2 separate regions of the Homo sapiens genome follow, and region 1 is linked to region 2. Evidence: read pairs that join two places in POLR2A ChIA-PET (ENCODE). Cell type or tissue: PC-9. All regions are shown on one strand. Links, peaks and the distances in the headings refer to the core of each region. The heading gives the core; the rest is flanking DNA.

Evidence for each region. Peaks named below come from ENCODE experiments on the same cell type or tissue, not always from the same donor. Only the 100,000 strongest peaks of a DNase experiment are listed, where the experiment ranks them.
Region 1: POLR2A ChIA-PET joins it to region 2 with 7 read pairs; 3 of 35 experiments call an interaction of 5 or more read pairs at or near these places.

Annotation. Positions count from the first base shown.
Region 1 is chr17:7,057,123-7,066,278 of GRCh38, reverse strand. No RefSeq gene overlaps it. Among named protein-coding and RNA genes, the nearest start is that of SLC16A11, 18 kb to the right of the region's middle. In PC-9, for the core only: no CTCF peak of the experiment used is centred there; DNase peaks (open chromatin) are centred at 5,508 and 5,568; H3K4me3 peaks cover 315 bases; H3K27ac peaks cover 2,056 bases.
Region 2 is chr17:7,338,108-7,347,263 of GRCh38, reverse strand. It overlaps ACAP1 (ArfGAP with coiled-coil, ankyrin repeat and PH domains 1), which reads right to left. Exons shown (of 22, transcript NM_014716.4): 3 at 5,197-5,316; 4 at 4,936-4,989; 5 at 4,790-4,848; 6 at 3,702-3,885; 7 at 3,514-3,558; 8 at 3,308-3,403; 9 at 3,141-3,215; 10 at 2,616-2,725; 11 at 969-1,020; 12 at 773-873; 13 at 333-456; 14 at 22-233. Among named protein-coding and RNA genes, the nearest start is that of ACAP1, 6.2 kb to the right of the region's middle. In PC-9, for the core only: no CTCF peak of the experiment used is centred there; no DNase peak of the experiment used is centred there; H3K27me3 peaks cover 1,303 bases.

The DNA of each region.
Region 1 (9,156 bases), core at 3,292-8,291, 280 kb after region 2:
TCAGTGCTGGCACAGAGGCCACCTGATGAATCTCAGGTCTGAACACCCCAAACACATTCCCCACCTGATCAGTTTCTCCACATCAGATGGACCTGCAGTCCCTGAAAATTTTTCAGCCCTTTCATGTCAAGCAACGTGGGTGAGGTTCTGGCACTGAATTCCCAGGGTGAGCCTGGCTTGGAGTGAGGCTGGGTGGGGAGTGGGGGGAACTGACTCGTGGGGACTGAGTTCCCTTATCTTCCAGGTGGAAGCTTGCAAAAAATGGTGACTGCTCTGGAAATCAAGGTACAGAAACATGAACGGGAACTGCAAGCAGGTGAGAGACCCCCAAGGAGCGTGGGTGGAAGTGTCTGGTGGGCTCTCAGGACAAAGGCATGGGTGGGAGCAGCCTTGTGAGTGCTGAGCCACTGAGCCCCTCCAGCCTGCAGTGTGAGTGACACTACATGGTACAGTGTGGAGAACAAGCTGGAGAAGCAGGAGCAGGAACTCAGCAGGTTCGAGACCACCTTGCAATGTTGTGTGTGGAGAGTTTGAGAGCTGCTAGGGCCAGGCCAAGGCACTGTTGAAGGGATTAGGGGTGTCTGACCTCCTGGGACCTTTGCTGTCCCCCACTGCCCATCTGTGTATGTCCCCAGGATAGATGACCATGTTCCCCCAAGTCCTGCAGCTGGTGACTGACCTGCAATGACCTGATCTGTAACATGGCTGCCCTTGAGAGCCTCAGTGAGGAGGGCTCCATGCCCAGCCTTCATCCTGCCATGTTGCCCTCCCCCACGGGAACCTGGCCTCTATCCATCAGGCTCCATGGGAACCTTCTGCCCTGGGAGCTGGTTAGAGCCCAAAGACAGCTGCCACCGGCCATCCTGCTTTTAGGCATTTTGGCCCGAGGCTGAGAACACTCCACCAGCTGGAGAACCCCCACCTGGTTGCCGTCCACTCCAGGAAGAGCTGATGAGATCCCCAGCCTAGGAGCACCTACATCTGGGGTGGAGAGAAGTCAACACCACCCATGTGTGTCTCAGGTATTTGTCCAGACCTTCAAAGGCAGCATATATGTCAGGATGGGCCTCTGTGAATATGTGGGAGCTTGGGAATGAGGGACGACTCAGATGATGGGACACATTTCAGGTGACTGCACCATCCGCCTGTGGCTGGCACTCTGCTCAGCTTTGCCTTCACGGTCCGAGTTCACTCCTCTGTCCCTGACCCGGATGCTGCTCCACTGACCTTCACGATCACCTTGGTAGTCCCCATCTTCCCCTGGTTTAGAATCTACTCATCCTTCAAATGAGCCATGATCTTACTTATATGTGGAATCTAGAAAAGTCAAATTCGGCCAGGCGCGGTGGCTCATGCCTGTAATCCCAGCACTTTGGGAGGCCGAGGCGGGTGGATCACGAGGTCAGGAGTTTGAGACCAGCCTGGCCAACATGGTGAGACCCTGTCTCTACTAAAAATACAAAAATTAGCCAAGCGTGGTGGCGCATGCCTGTAGTCCCAGCTACTCGGGAGGCTGAGGCAGAAGAATCGCTTGAATCTGGGAGGCGGAGATTGCGGTGAGCTGAGATCACACCACTGCACTCCAGCCTGGATAACAGAGTGAGACGCTGTCTCAAACAAAACAGAACAAAATGACTTCTTTCAGGGTAGGCTGCCCCATTCCCTGTAGAAAAAGGAACTTCCTGTGGTTCTAAGTCCCTCTGTAACTCTGGGCTTCTTCCTCTGTGCTCCCATCCCCTGGCCATCGCTAGTCCAGATGTCTGCCCTACCTCATGGACAGAGCCCCAGGAGGGGGAACCACAGCTGCTCTTCCACTGATGTAATCTCAGCTCCTGGTGCTGGGAGGTGGGTGGAGGGAAGGAGGTTGCCAAGGAGCAGACATGGTATTCCACAACCCCAGGGCTCACACGGGAATTTTACTTAGTTCTCTCTGCCAGACCCTGGCAGTGCTCTGGTGCACACATTATCGCTAACAGCAGAAAACCACCTGGCCGACTCTGAATCACCAGTCACTGCTAGATTTTCTGTCCTTTTTGGCCTCGGTCAATTCTGGATTCTCTCCTTTCCCTCTTCGCCCTGTTTTTCTTGGGGATGATGTATCTCTTTGGAGTGGGGCCTTCTCCTTGCAGGTGTCTGCTTCTCCTTCTCTCTCTTCCTCCCCTGAGCTGTCCACACTTCTTTCTGTTCTGCAGGCTCCTGGTCACACAGGTCACCCTGCATCCCCCCTGCCGCATGTACCATGCCTGTGTGTCTGCTGGCTCAACCTTACCTCTTACACAAACCTCTGAGGATGCAGGAATCTTTAGATAACTCTCTTGCTGCTCTTTGGGGTGATGGGAGATTCAGAGTTTTTCTTCGGCTCCCTTTGCCCACACACCAGCTGTCATCCCTGCCTTCTGTCACTGGTGCCTGCTGCTGCAAGGGCGTCTCCCTGATGTCTTTTGCCTGCCCTTCACCTGAGAAGCAAAGCACAACCCCTTCTGCTCTGTTCAACCCCAACCCCATGCACATTCAATCATCCTTGTTCCCAGAAGTTCGACCCTATCAGTGGACAGAGCTCTGATCCCTTTTACAATGAACCACACCGATGACTCACTTTCTGATCCTCCTGTCTCTTTCCCCAGTGGAACTGTATCTCATTCTGCAATGCAGTGAGGCTAGCATTGGATTATTGTCTTATTTCTTATTTCTGGACTCAGCTTTAGGCAGTCACCTCTATGATCTGCATCCTGGAAACGTTGGCTGTTGGTGTTGAAAGTCAAACCTTTGAAATTCAAAAAATCTTTTCTCTCCTCTGTGGCCTGACTCTTGCCATCTAGAATCACCTTTTGGCTTTCAGGAGTTCGCTTTTGTTAGAGGTTTGAAAATCCATTCAGAAATGCAGCTGACTTATATTGTCTATTGTTCATACCCACCCCCAATTTAGGGCTGTGACTAAGGAGAGCTGTCACTGAGGCCTGAGTGGTGGGGCAGGATAATGCTTACACAGGGGTTTGATGATGGTGACAAAGAGACTTCATTGGCTGCTCCAAATATTATCTACTGTAGGCCTTTCATTTAATGTCTTTCTGCACTGCTTGGATTTTTCTACCTGCATACATTGTATGATTTAAATTAAAAGCCATCAGATAAATGAATAAGATCATGCTATAACGGTCACCCCCACAGTGAAAACAAAATCAAACAATTCAGCCTGATTGGGAGAGGATGATGTGGGGCAGGTTGCAGGCACCAGGGAGGGGCAGAAAGGGGAGGTTGTCACAGCTCTGAGAAGCTGGAATGCTTGGAGTGGGATTACGTTAAATTAGGGCATTCAGTTGGTGACAGGCTCCATACATTAAGCATACTCAAAGTGGGGCAGGGACTGGGAAGAAGCTCAGCTGATCGGGCACAGCTGATGCAACAAAACAGTGTTATTTTATTTTTATTTTTATATTTTTTGAGACGGAGTTTTGCTCTTGTTGCCCAGGCTGGAGTGCAATGGCACGATCTCGGTTCACCCCAACCTCCGCCTCCCGGGTTCAAGCGATTCTCCTGCTTTAGCCTCCCGAGTATATTTTATTTTTTTGAGATGGAGTGTGGCTCCGTCGCCCAGGCTGTGGCGTGCAGTGGCGCGATCTCAGCTCACTGCAACCGCCGCCTCCTGGGTCCAAGTGATTCTCCTGCCTCAGCCTCCGGAGTAGCCGAGATTATAGGCGTCCACCATCACGCCTGGCTAATTTTTGTATTTTTAGTAGAGACGGGGTTTCACCATGTTGGCCAGGCTGGTCTCCAACTCCTGACTGCAAGTGATCCGCCCGCCTCGGCCTCCCAAAGTGCTGGGATTATAGGTGTGAACTACCATGCCTGGCCAAAATAGTGATGTTTAAAAGCTACATTTTCACATATTAAAACAACTACCACCACCCTGAATGTTCCTCTGTCTGGCAAGAACACTTTTTTTTTTTTCCCGTTGAGACAGGCTCTCACTCTGTCACCGAGGCTGGAGTGCAGTGGCACTGTCACAGCTCACTGCGGTCTTCAACTCCTGGGTTCAAGGGATCCTCCTGCCTCAGCCTCCCAAGTAGCAAGGGTCACAAGTGTCTACCAGCATGCCCAGCTAATTAAAAAAATTTTTTGTAGAGATGGGGTCTTGCTATGTTGTCCAGGCAGGTGGCAAGAATGCTTTTTGAAAGAAGACTGTTCTTCAATTTTAGGAAACTTCTCATGCTGGCTCTTGAATTGTGCAAACACACCCTTTGTTATTCAAAGTTATACAAGACCCTCTTCTGAAAAAGGACTTTGGTTAGAAGGAGATAAAACTGCTCTTTGGTGATCATAAAAATTTTCTAGGTTGCTCCTAGAGATAAGGAGTTTTAGGTAAGGAGGGGATGAGACTGTGGAAGACATGTGTGGTGCTTGTTCGGCTGGACTGGTTTGAACTCCTATAATAGTAGAGTTCTATATCAGAAGGACTTTTGGAGCCAGGTGCATGGCTCACGCCTGTAATCCCAGCAATTTGGGAGGCCGAGGCGGGCGGATCACTTGAGGTCAGGAGTTGGAGACCAGCCTGGCCAACACAGTGAAACCCCGTCTCTACTAAAAATACAAAAATTAGCTGAGCGTGGTGGTGGGCACCTGTAATCCCAGCTACTCAGGAGGCTGAGGCAGGAGAATCACTTGAACCTGGAGGTGGAGGTGGCAGTGAGCCGAGATCGCACCACTGCACTCCAGCCTGGGCGACAGAGCGAGACTCTGTCTCAAAAAAAAAAAAAAAAAAAAAAAAAAAAAAAAGGAATTTTGGGTCATAAACTACAGAAAATCTTTGGATTTAGGTAATGCAGAGACTATTCATTATACAAAGGCGTCTCACACAAAAGACAGGTTGAAGTTCTAACCCCCAGTATCTCAGAAGTTGGTCTTACTTGGAAATAGGAAATAGGGTCGTTGCAGACGTAATAAATTAAGATGAGGTCATGTTGGAGTAGGGTATACCCTTAATCCAATATGGCTGGTGTCCTTACAAGAAGAGACACAGACACACAAGGTAAGAAAGCCATTGGCCAGGCATGGTGACTCACACCTGTAATCCCAGCACTTTGGGAGGCCGAGGCAGGTGGATCGCTTAAGGTCAGGAGTTCGAGACCGCCTGGCTAACATGGTGAAACCCCGTCTCTACTAAAATACAAAAATTAGCCAGTCGTAGGTTAGCGGGCTAATTAATTTTTGTACTAAAAATACAAAAATTAGCAGGCACCTGTAATCTCGGCTACTCGGGAGGCTGAGGCAGGAGAATCACTTGAACCCAGGAGGTGGAGTTTGCCAGTGAGCTGAGTTCATGCCATTGCACTCCAGCCTGTATGACAGAGCGAGACTCCTTCTCAAAAAAAAAAAAAAAAAAAAAAGGCTGTAAAAGAGGAGCTGTGCTTGTTACCTTCCTGTCGTGGGTGTTTCCTTGTGAGGGCAGGAGATTTGGAACAGTGGCAGCTGTCTCATGACTCTGAAGGGAAAGCTGAGTCAAGTCTGTTTAGCGGCTGTAACAAGGTGAATGCGGTGTGACCCTTGGCGGAAGGCAGAAAGCTGGGAGTTTAGCTGTCCACATAGTGGGTCCACCACTGGCTTAATGCCAGGCACTGAGTAAAGTGACCTGCACATCCTGCCTCTCATCTGGAATGAGAAGATACACTTATCTTACAGTTAACCTACTTCCAGGTTTGGGAAAAAAAGAATGGCAAGGGTTAACACAATCTGAAGCAAATATATGAATCATGCTAGAAAGGTAGACAAATGCTTCTAGTAGTGCCCCTGGGATTCTTAGGCTTTGAAATGTCAGAATGAGTCATAACTGGTCATGTTTTATAAGTGAAAAAGCAATCTCATTGTGTATTATTCGTGTGGTACATGATTACTTCATGGGGGTCTACAGGAACAGTCTATTGCCATTTGATAGAATGGTTTCAGAATGAGAAAAGAAACCCATTAAATAAATCAGAATGAGCAGTTGGCACCGCTTCTATCAGTTTTCCACAGGTTGATTTGCACCATCTAAGAATGACAGAGCAAGATATTTATACCTTCTATACACTCAGGCATAGCTACTACCACCTAAAATCAGCCCATTCAGAAGTTAACACACATGGCCGGGCACGGTGGCTCACGTCTGTAATCCCAGCACTTTGAGAGGCTGAGGCGGGTGCATCACCTGAGGTCAAGAGTTCGAGACCAGCCTGGCCAACATGGTGGAACTCCGTCTCTACTTATAAGTATAAAAAAAAATTAGCCTGGCGTGGTGGCAGGCACCTGTAATCCCAACTACTCTGGAGGCTAAGGCAGGAGAATCGATTGAATGTGGGAGGCAGAGGTTGCAGTGAGCCAAGATTGTGCCACTGCATTCCAGCCTGGGTGATAAGAGCAAAACTCCATCTCAAAAATAAAATAAAATAAAATAAAGAAGTTAACACATAAACTCTACAGTGTTTTTTTTTTGTTTTTTTTTTTTTTTTTGGAGACGGCATCTTGCTCTGTCCCCCAGGCTGGAGTGCAGTGGCACGGTCTCGGCTCACTGCAAGCTCTGCCTCCCAGGTTCAGGCCATTCTCCTGCCTCAGCCTCCCGAGTAGCTGGGACTACAGGTGCCCGCCACCATGGCTGGCTACTTTTTGTATTTTTAGTAGAGACGGAGTTTCACCGTGTTAGCCAGGATGGTCTTGATCTCCTGACCTCATGATCTGCCCACCTTGGCCTCCCAAAGTGCTGGGATTACAGGCGTGAGCCACCATGCCTGGCCAGCTCTCCAGTTTTATACCTTGACCATGATGAACTGAGACTAGGAATGGAGTAATTCTGTTCCAGAAGCTCACAAGGAACAGAATGAGATGAGACTGCCTTGGACGTCTGTAGAAAAACTGTTTAGATGGCAGTTGCAAAAAAACTGAAAGGAATTGTTCCCATACATCAGCAAAACTGTTGAGCTACATTTGGGTTCTGTCCCTCTATCAGAGGGACATGAGTGAATAGGAAGTGACCTCATTTGCCATTATGCTCCCCTGCCCTCTGACCACTCACATTAATCCAGAAATCTTTACCAGTTCACAACATCCAATCAGAGCAAATACTGAGGTAGAGGCAGGTCTCTACTTCTCGACGTAAGGAACTGGAATCACCCCTCTCTTGCCTTTGCTGTCCTCTGTGTTCCACGACTGCTCTTCAGGCTTTTATAAATTCTCAGGGTATCCTCCTTCTTAAGCGGAAAATCTTCTCCGTCACTTTCATTAAAGGCAAAGAGGGATTGAGTCATACGTACTCTGCCTCCTCCTGCCTGAGAATCAGCCTGGTTTCCTTCCTGAACCTAGAAGCTGGTTCTATCAACATTGTGGAATCCACATTGTGCAGGAAGACCAGTTAGAATTGAGCTGTAGTCATCTAGGCTGGGGAAGAGAGATACACATTCATTCATTGCTGCTACATTGATGCCTATGGACCATTGATGCCCATGCCAGATATGACAGAATGCCAGGTTCTTCACACACAGTGTAGGTGTTTCTTCTTGCCCCTTGGGCAGTGTATGTTTAGTGGGGGAGGGAGGAATTGCTGGTAAAAATCAGAACAAATCACATTACTAGTAATAAACAAAAAAACCTCACCAGATTCCCAAGAATAGTCCCCTTCAGGCACCAACAGGGAGTTCTAGATGGTTTAGTCAACACTCTTGGGCCGGGCGCGGTGGCTCACGCCTGTAATCCCAGCACTTTGGGAGGCCGAGGAGGGTGGATCACCTGAGGTCAGGAGTTCGCAACAAGCCTGGCCATTGTGAAACCCTATCTCTACTAAAAATACAAAAAATGAGTTGGGCGTGGTGGCGGGTGCCTGTAATCCCAGCTACTCGGGAGGCTGAGGCAGGAGGATTGGTTGAACTCGGGAGGCGGAGGTTGCAGTGAGCAGAGATCGCACCATTGCACTCCAGCCTCAGCAACAAGAGCGAGACTCTGTCTAAAACAAACCAAAACAAAACAAACCACTCTTGGTTTTCTATGCAACATTGACTATAGCTTTGTCCTCTCTTAACTGACCCCAACTGGTGTTTAGGAATTTATGTTATTCTACAACAGCAATGTAGGTACAGTATAACCTTCAGGTGAGGGTGGCTCCAGCCTAGTCCTAGAGGCAGGACCTGATGAAAGTAAGTCAATCATGGTGGAACCTTCCCCCTTGTCAGTGGCTGGTTTAATCATAGACATACGGCATAATTCTGTCAATGGCCGAGGGGCTGTCTGCTGGGGGCTGTAGGATAAAAGATCCTTGGTGCTAAGGGGCACACACTGGAAGAGACGTGCTCATTTTCCTCTGCACTTGGTTATGCCTAGATGCCATATCTGAAACTGCAGTAACCACGTTGCAACCTTACGAGGAAAAAGCTAAAACACTGAGGGGATAGACTGAAAATGTGGGAAGAACCTTAGTCTTTGATGATGTTATTGAGACACTGATAAGCTAATTTTGGAGCATTCCTAGCTCTAGTTTTATTGATATGTGGGATGCCAAAGACTGAATGTGTCTGTGTTTCCCTGTCCCCCAAATGTATATGTTAACTCCTAAAGCCTAATGTGATGGTATTTGGAGGTGGAGCCTTTGGGAGGCGACGAGGTCATGAGAATGGGGGACTCATGAATGGGATTATGACCTTATAAAAGACGCTCCACCAGGCATAGCGGCTCACACCTGTAATCCCAGCACCTTGGGAGGCCGAGGTGAGAGGATTGCTTGAGGCCAGAAGTTTGACACCAGCCTGGGGAAAAAAGTGAGACCCCCATCTGTATAAAAAAATGTAAAAGTGGCCGGGTGTAGTGGCTCACGAGGTCAGGAGTTTGCCAGCACTTTGGGAGACCGAGGCTGGTGGATCACAAGGTCAGGAGTTTGAGACCAGCCTGGCCAAGATGATGAAACCCCGTCTGTATGAAAAACACAAAAATTAGCTGGGCGGTAGTGGCGGGCACCTGTAATCCCAGCTACTTGGGAGGTTGAGGCAGGAGAATTGCTTGAATCTGGGAGGCAGAGGTTGCAGTGAGGCAAGATGGCACCACTGCACTCCAGCCTGGGTGACAGAGTGAGACCCTGTCTCAAAAAAAAAACAAAAAACAAAAAAACATACCCTTAAATAGCCCTTACTTCTTGCTAGGAAT
Region 2 (9,156 bases), core at 2,117-7,116:
GCATGGGCCTTGTGGAGTAACCTGTGGATGCCGGAACACTGAATGCAGAGGGTGACACCAAGGTTGATGCTGGCCCACTCCGGGGCTGGCTCCCGGCAGTCGCAGCACTGGGCATTGCCATCCACACTCTGGACCTGGGCCACCACGTGCCCGACTCCCCCAGGCTCCCTTCCCCTGGCCATTCCACCAGAGCCCAGGGTGGCAGCAGAGCCTATGGCCAGGTGTCCTGAGCCCTGGGGGAGAGAGGGGAAGAAAGGGTGGCCAAGGGGCCTAGGGTAAAGGGTGCCCCATCTCCACAGGCAGCCTGGCTCCGCACCCCCAGGTTAAGGTACCTGGCCTGGACCCCGGGGGCTGTCATCAAGGCGAGCCTGACTGAAGGCAGAAGCAATGCTGCTCTGCACAGCACTGACCCACAGCTGCAGGAGGCGCTCTGAGTCAGCCTGGAGGAGGCAGGACCTAGGTAGGAGGGTGAGGGAGATGGCAGAGGGGTCTGAGGCCTGGGAAGCAAAGTGGCAGCATGGGCAGACTGACATTCAGCCAGTATTCAACCAGTTCCAGTTGCATTGAAAGACTTCTGTACCAGTTGGTAATATTCTCCTAAATATCCCCCATCACCCTGTACCCTCTTCCACAATGGCCCCCCAGTCCAGCCGCCAAAGAATTAAATTAAAGTCTGGAGCTGCATGGGGGGCCTCCATTGTGGTGGGCCCTGCCTTTCAGATTGGCAGTTGTTTAGATATATTAGAGTATCACCCCTGGGGATTGCACTCACTTGCTGGTGGACACCACCTCAAAGCAGAACCGCCTTTCTGAGTCAGGGCAGAGTTTCACTGTGCAGAGACGAAGGTCATCCACCACCACAGTCACAGGGTCCTGGCAGGATAAGGTGATAAGGGGCCAGATGTCCAGCTGCAGGCAAGAGCTGAGTCTCCCTGGGGCCCAGGCATCCAGGACCCAGGTCCACTCACCTTGTACTTCTTCTGGTAAACCAGTTGGTTGCTCTGAATGGTGAACCAGCGTCTGTAAGAGAAGGAAATCATTACAGACATAGGCAGCTTTAGGATGAGGGACGGAAGAGAGGCTGTGCTTTTTGCCCATGAGGATCTTACTGAGAGGACAGACACCTGGGCTGACTGTTCCACGAGACATTCCAGAGAAGGGTGGACAATTGTGCAGATTGGAACATCTAAAGGATGCTATTCCTATCTTGGACAACCCAGATTTCATATAGTTATGAAGACAACTTTCCAGCAGATGGCAGTAAAATTCTTTTTCTAATAAAATGTCTATTGCTACAATTTAAAAAATACTATTTAGGCTGGGCTCACACCTGTAATCCCAGCACTTTGGGAGGCTGATGGGGGTGGTGGATCACCCGAGGTCAGGAGTTTGAGACCACCCTGACCAATATGGTGAAACTCCGTCTCTACTAAAAATACAAAAATTAGCCAGGCGTGGTGGCAGGCGGCTATAATCCCACCTACTTGGGAGGCTGAGGCAGGAGAATCGCTTGAACCCAGGAAGCTGAGGTTGCAGTGAGCTGAGATCGCACCACTGTGCTGCAGCCTGCGCAACATAGCGAGGCTCCATCAAAAAAGAAAAAAAAAGAAAAAGAAAAAAAGAAAAGAAAGAATCTTGGGGGCCAGGTACAGTGGCTCACGCCTGTAATCCCAGCAAGTTGGGAGGCCGAGGCGGGTGGATTGCTTGATGTCAGGAGTTTGCAACCAGCCTGGGCAACATGGTGAAACCCTGTTTCTACCAAAAATACAAAAATTAGCCGAGCGTGATGGCACACGCCTGTGGTCCCAGCTATTTAGGATGCTGAGGAGGGAGGATCACTTGAACTCAGGGGATAGAGGTTGCAGTGAGCCGAGACTGCGCCACTGCACTGCAGGCTGGGCAACAGAGTGACACCCCATCTCAAAAAAAACAGAAAAAAAAAAAGAAAAGAAAAAGAAAAAAGAGTATCTTGGGGAAGCAGCTCCATTTTCTAATTTGTACAGAGATCCCATGTGGGCTAGCAGTGGCCCTAGAAGGGAAAGGAGTCAAGTCACAGCATGCCACCATCCTGTTCCAAACCCTATAGCGGCTCCCAATTGCTCTCAGAGTAGACCCCAAATCCCTACAAAAATCTATAGGGCCCTATAATGACTCATGCCCCCATTAGCTCCGATTTCATCTCCTGCACATCCTCCTCCCTCACTCTGTCCAGACCCAGGGCCACCACCCTGCTCTTCCAACTCCCCAGCTATCTCAGGGCCTTGGCACTGGCTCTTTCTTCTGTCTAGAACTTTCTTCCCCCAGATATCCTTCAAGTCTTTGTTCAAAAGTTACCTTCTCATGAAGCCCACACTGCCCAACTATTTAGAACTGTAACCCCTACCCAGCTCCCCACATCCCTTGCTTTATCATCTTTCTCCTATAGCAAGCACTATCACCTTCTAACATAGCACGTAATTTACATACTAGGTTTATCCTCTGTCTTTGCTGATGGAATGAAACTCTACTGAGGCAGGGGGGTTCGTCTGTTTTTCCTTGCAGTGCTTAGTGTGCTATTACCACTCGAAAATACATCATTGGGTGGGGCGGGCTGATTGGGGGTGTCCTCTCCTCACCTGCTCCAGGTCTTAAATGCGTTGCTGGCCCGTTTGAAGAGATGTCCTTCCATCACCAGGCCACCAGGCCCCTCTCTTAAGCTTGGTTCTGGCTCCTCCCCACCCAGCTCCTGGAGGCACAAGAGGATCAAAGGGCAACTGAGATGGGCAGACACCAAGGCCATAGGCATCTGCCTCCTGCCCACAGCCCTAGCCCTTACTTTCTGCTTTTTGAAATACTTTTTAAAATTTATTTTTAGAGACAGGGTCTTGTTCTTTCACCCAGGCTTAAGTGCAGTTGTGTGATCATAGCTCACTGCAGTCTTGAACTCCTGGGCTCAAGCAATCCTCCCACCTCAGCCTCCTGAGTAGCTAGAACTAGAGGTGCATGCCACCACACCAGCTAATTTTAAAATTTTCTGTAGAGATGGAGTTTCACTACGATGCCTAGGCTAATCTTGAACTCCAGGCCTCAAGCAATCTTCCCACCTCAGCCTCCCAACATGTTGGGATGACGGTCGTGGGCCACCGCACCTGGCCCCTCACCTTCTGTTTCAGCAGCACGTGTCTCTGCTCCATGTCCCTCTTCTCTCGTGCTGAATTCAAGACCAGCTGGTGCAACTGGGCACAGGAAGGGCATCTCAGATGTCCAAGGCCCCCCAGTTAGGAGTCCCTAACCTCCCTCTACCACCTGCTGTGCCCTGGGGCCCCACCTGGGCGCCCAGCTCCTTTCGATACTGGGACAGCCGGCTCAGCTCCTCATGGCCCTGCTGGAAATGGGTAGCCTGGGCCTCCACCAAACGCAGCACCTGGGGGACAAGGCGGGCAGTGGGAAGGCTGAGGAAGAACCCCTCTCCCCATTCCCTTGTGCTGGCAGCAGGCTCTTCTCCACCCTGCCCTCACCCCCGCCACAACTCACAAACTCCATGATGTCAAACTTCCTCTTGTCCTCAATCACGTTGATCTGAGGACGTAAAAGAGGACGTAAAAAACCCCAGATCAGTCTTGAAGACACAGCACCCCTTCCCACTGCACACTGGAGACCCCCAAGCCTCGAGGTGACACTTGAGGCTCTGGTACCCCAGGAAGACAGATTGGGGCAGGCACCTGCAGGGCATAATCCAGTGCCCGTCCCCGGTACCCAGCTCGAGCCGTCCTCAAAGCAGCTCCTGCCTCTTCTGCCTCCTGGGCCCGGCGCCTGGGAACCTCTGCGTTGTGGGTCAGGGCAGCCTCCAGGCTCTCAGCCCCCCGCCAGAAATCCCGGCGAGCCTCTCGGAAACCCCGCAGACCTCTGAGGATGGGAAAATAACACAGAATCGCAGCTAACACCCACCTGCCCCAGCAGAGCATTCCCAGGGTAAAGCCCTCATGTCCTTTCAGTTAGTCTCTGCAACGTGGGAAACCCAAGGTGATCCCTGGGACGGAAGTCAGGACACCAGAAACCCCCAATCTCACAACTCCGTCACTGGGGAGGCTCCTGTGGCCATGGGAAGAGGGCAGCAGGGCTGGTTTCCGAGAAATAAGGCCCCCTTCTCTCCCATCTCACTCCCCCTTTAAAAAATTTTTGTTGTTGTTGTTGTTTTTGTTTTTGAGACCGGGTCTTGCTCTGTTACCCAGGCTGGAGTACAGTGGCACAATCATGGCTCACCGCAGCCCTGACCTCCAGGCTCAAGCAATTCTCCTGCCTCAGCCTCCCAAGAAGCTGGGACAACAGACATGTGCCACCACGCCCGGCTATTTTTTTTTTTTTTTTTTTTTTTTTGAGGCAGAGTCTCACTCTGTTGCCCAGGCTGAAGTGAAGTAGTGCGATCTTGGCTCACTGCAACCTCCACCTCCTGGGTTCAAATGATTCTCCTGCCTCGGCCTCCTGAGTAGCTGGGATTACAGGCACCTGCCACCATGCCCGGCTAATTTTTTTTTTTCGTATTTTTTAGTAGAGCTGGGGTTTTGCCATGTTAGACAGGCTGGTCTCGAACTCCCGACCTCAGGTGATCCGCCCGCCTTGGCCTCCCAAAATGCCGGGATCATAGGCATGAGCCACCGTGCCCGGCCTAATTTTTGTATTTTTTGTGGAGACAGTTTCGCCATGTTGGCTAGGTTGGTGTCCAACTCCTGGGCTCAAGCAATCCTCCCGCCTTGGCCTTCCAAAGTGTTGGGATTACAGGCATGAGCCACTGCGCCCGGCCCCATCTCACTCCTTGACCAGGGTCTGGATCTGCTGCTGCAGTGTGTGTTGGGTGGCATCTAGAAGCTCCTGAGGGAAGGAGAAGTTGGTAGACTGGGGTCAGGACCACAGGTGACCTGGCCACCACCCCGACAATCCTTACCTTCCCCTACTTACCGCATGGCTGTCCAGCTTGTGGTTCAGGCTCACGGTGAATTTTTCCAGACACTCCTAGGCAAGAAGAGGCACAGAAAGAGTACCAGGCATGGGGTGGCAGCACCCTCCCGACTCGAGACCCAGCCTGCTACGGCTGTCATGGACAGCAGCCCAGCCCTGCTGTGGCCTGGAACCTGCAGACCCCAGGCCAGCCCTCCTCTTCCACAGCATCACCTCCTCATCCCAGACCCCTTCCCTCCCAGATGCAGACCCTCCGCATACCGCCATCATGGGCTCTGGTGGACCCAGGCGGGCCAGGTCACAAATGCCGACAACGAAGGCGCGGCTGGCAGCAAGGTAATGGCGCCCACTTTCCAGGAGACCAGTGCCCAGTTTCAGGAGCTGGGAAAGAAGGAGGGTAACAGGGAGCTGTGCCATCATCCTCACACCTGGTGATGCCCCCACACCTGCCCCACTTCCTCTCCCCTTGCCCAGGGCGGCGCTCCCCTATTCCTGCCTGGCCTCACTGCCCTCCAGGCTCATCCAGCTCTCCCTGTATCTAACACATACCTGCTGTGTTCTTATCGCTGCGTCTTTGCTCCCACTGCCTTGGGCCTGAAACCCAATTCCTGCCCATTCCTCTCAGCCTGTCGCCAACACCTCTGTCAGCCTTACCTCCAAAACATCTTTCCCTGTCCACTCGCACATATCTCTTCCTGCCCTGCCTACCTGCTTAGATCCAGAGCTCCGTGGAGATTCCTGCATGGTCTGGATGCTCTACCTGGTTGCTATTAAATTCTACAGTATTGGCCGGGCGTGGTGGCTCACACCTGTAATCCCAACCCTTTGGGAGGCCAAGGCGGGCCAGTCGCTTGAGCTCAGGAATTCAAGAGCAGCCTGGGCAACATGGTGAAACCTCATCTCTACTAAAAATTCAAAAATTAGCCAGGCATGGTGGCACATGCCTGTAATCCCAGCTACTTGGGAGGCTAAGGCAGGAGGACTGCTTGAACCCGGGAGGCTGAGGCTGTAGTGAGCTGAGATGGCACCAAGTGCCTATAATCCCAGTTACCTGGGGGGCTAAGGCAGGAGGACTGCCTGAATCCGGGAGGTCAAGGCTGCAGTGAGCCGAGATGGCGCTACTGCACTCCAGCCTGGGTGACAGACCGAGACTCTGTCTCGAAAAATAAATAAATAAATAAAATCTATAGTATTTACTGCTAGGAGTTGTCCCATTCTGTGCTCACTGCACGTTCCCTCATAAATATTAATCCATCATCTAGACCACGGGTCAGGGCCAAGAGGAAATGCCGGGGTACTCCTGGGGCCCATCCTATCTGGCTCTTTTGACTGACAAAGAGACTTGATAGGCCAGGCAAGGTGGCTCAGACCTGTAATCTCAACACTTTGGGAGGCTGAGGTGGGTGGATCACCTGAGGTCAGGAGTTGGATATCAGCCTGACCAACATAGTGAAACCCCATCTCTTTTTATTTTTCTATTTTTGAGACGGAGTTTTGCTCCGTTGCCCAAGCTGGAGTGCAATGGCATGATCTTGGCTCACCACAACCTCCACCTCCCAGGTTCAAGCGATCCTCCTGCCTCAGCCTCCAGAGTAGCTGGGATTACAGGTGCCCGCCACCACGCCCAGCTAATTTTTTGTATTTTTAGTAGAGACGGGGTTTCACCATGTTGACCAGGCTGGTCTCGAACTCCTGACTTCAGGTGATCCACCTGCTTCGGCCTCCCGAAGTGCTGGGATTACAGGCATGAGCCACTGCACCTGGCCTGACCGAGATCAAATCTTATCAGACATCACCATGGGTTGTCTGTGACAAGGTACAAGGATGTTCACAAATCACTGTGTGAATCTGAGGACTCTGTGTCTAGTTTTTTTCCTTACCATCTCAGCCCCTCCCCCTTAGATGAGTAAGAAACTTTCATAACACTGGACTAGTGACAGACTGGGACATCTGTTCAATAGAACAGTACTCAGCAATAAAAAGGAACAAACTGTTGATATGTGCAACAACTTGGATAAACTTCAAGAGCATTCATCTTTTAAAAAATTATGATTATTTTTAGAGTTGAGGTCTCTGTCGCCCAGGCTGGAGTGCAGTGGTGGGATCATAGCTCACTGCAGCCTTGAACTCCTGGGTTCAAGGGATCCTCCAATCTTAGCTTCCTGAGTAGCTGAGACTACAGGCACACACCACCATGCCTGGCTAATTTAAAAACAAAACAGAACATTATTTAGAGACAAGGGTCTTGCTATGTTGCCCAGGCTGGTCTCGAGCTTCTGGCCTCAAGCAACCCTCCTACCTTGACCTCCTGAGTAGTTGGGATGACAGGCATGAGCGACCACACCCGGCAGCAGCATTATTCTGAGTGAGGGGGGAGGGGGAAGCCAAATCTCAAAGGGTCACATAGTGTATGATTCTATATATGGAACATTCTGGAAATGACAAAAGTAGAGAGATGGAGAACAAATCAGCGGTTACCACAGATTAAAGAAGTGTGGGAAGGGTGTCGGGTACCACTGTAAAGGAATTCCTTGTGTCCATTGGTGTGTGGTGATGGTTAAAGGAATCCATACACGTGATAAAGTACCATAGAATTATACACAAAAACACCAAAAAAGAGTATATGCAAAATGTAAAATCAAAGTAGGATCTATAGAGTTTATTTATTTATTTAGAGACAGAGTCTTGGTCTGTCGCCCACGCCGGAGTGCAGTGGCACGATCTCGGCTCATTGCGACCTCCGCAGGCTGGAGTGTGGTGGCGTGATCTCGGCTCACTGCAACCTCCGCCTCCTGGGTTCAAGCAATTCTCCTGCCTCAGCCTCCTGAGTAGCTGGGATTACAGGTGCGTGCCACCACGCCTGGCTAATTTTTGTATTTTTAGTAGAGATGGGGGTTTCATCATGTTGGTCAGGCTGTTCTCGAAGTCCTGACCTCGTGATCCACCTGCCGCAGCCTACCAAAGTGCTGGGATTACAGGCGTGAGCCACTGAGCTTGGCTAGAGTTTATTGGGGTTTTTTGTTTGTTTGTTTTTGTTTATTGAGACAGTCTCACTCTGTCGCCCAGGCTGGAGTGCAGTGGCACGACCTCCACTCACTGCAAGCTCCACCTCCCGGGTTCGCGCCATTCTCCTGCCTCAGCCTCCTGAGTAGCTGGGACTACAGGCGCCTGCCGCCACACCCGAATAATTTTTTGTATTTTTAGTAGAGACGGGGTTTCACAGTGTTAGCCAGGATGGTTTCGATCTCCTGACCTCGTGATCCGCCCACCTTGGCCTCCCAAAGTGCTGGGATTACAGGCGTGAGCCACCACACCTGGCCGAGTTTATTGTTAATTGTAATGTGACACTATTAATGTCCTGGTTTTAATAATGTACTAGTATTGTATAAGATGTCACCACTGGGGGAAGCTGGGTGATGGGTACATGAGACCTCTCCTCACTAGTCTCCTGAGTCAATAATTTACTCAAAATAAAAAATTCAGGCCAGGTGTGGTGGCTCACACCTGTAATTCCAGCACTTTGGGAGGCTGAGGTGGGAGGATTACTTGAGGCCAGGAGTTCCAGACCAGCCTAGGTAACATAGGGAGACCCCATCTCTACAAAAAATAAATTTAAATTTAAAAAAGCCAGGCGTGGTGGCATGTGCCTGTAGCACAGCTACTGGGGAGGTTGAGGAGGGAGGATCACTTGAGCCCAGTATTGAAGCATCTGGGATCACAGCTGTGGCCACTCCATCCAGTCCATTGTTTAAAATTATTATTTGTAGGCCGGGTGCGGTGGCTTAAGCCTGTAATGCCAGCACTTTGGGAGGCTGCGGCAGGTAGATCATTTGAGGTCAGGAGTTCAAGACCAGCTTAGCCAACATGGTGAGACCCTGTCTTTACTAAAAATACAAAAAGAAAAAAAATTATCCAGGTGTGGTGGTGCACACCTGTAATCCCAGCTACTTGGGAGGCTGAGGTAGGAGAATCACTTGAACCTGGGAGGTGGAGGTTCCAGTAAGCCGAGATCGCACCACTGCACTCCAGCCTGGGTGACAGAGCGAGACTCCATCTCAAATAAATAAAAATAAAAATAAAATTATTATTTGTAGAGATGAGGTCTCACCATGTTGCCCATAAAACAATGTTGCCCACTAAATTTGTGACAATTTGTTACACAGCAATAGAGAACTAATATATAGCAAGCAAATACATAATGTGTCAGAGGTAAATGTTGCA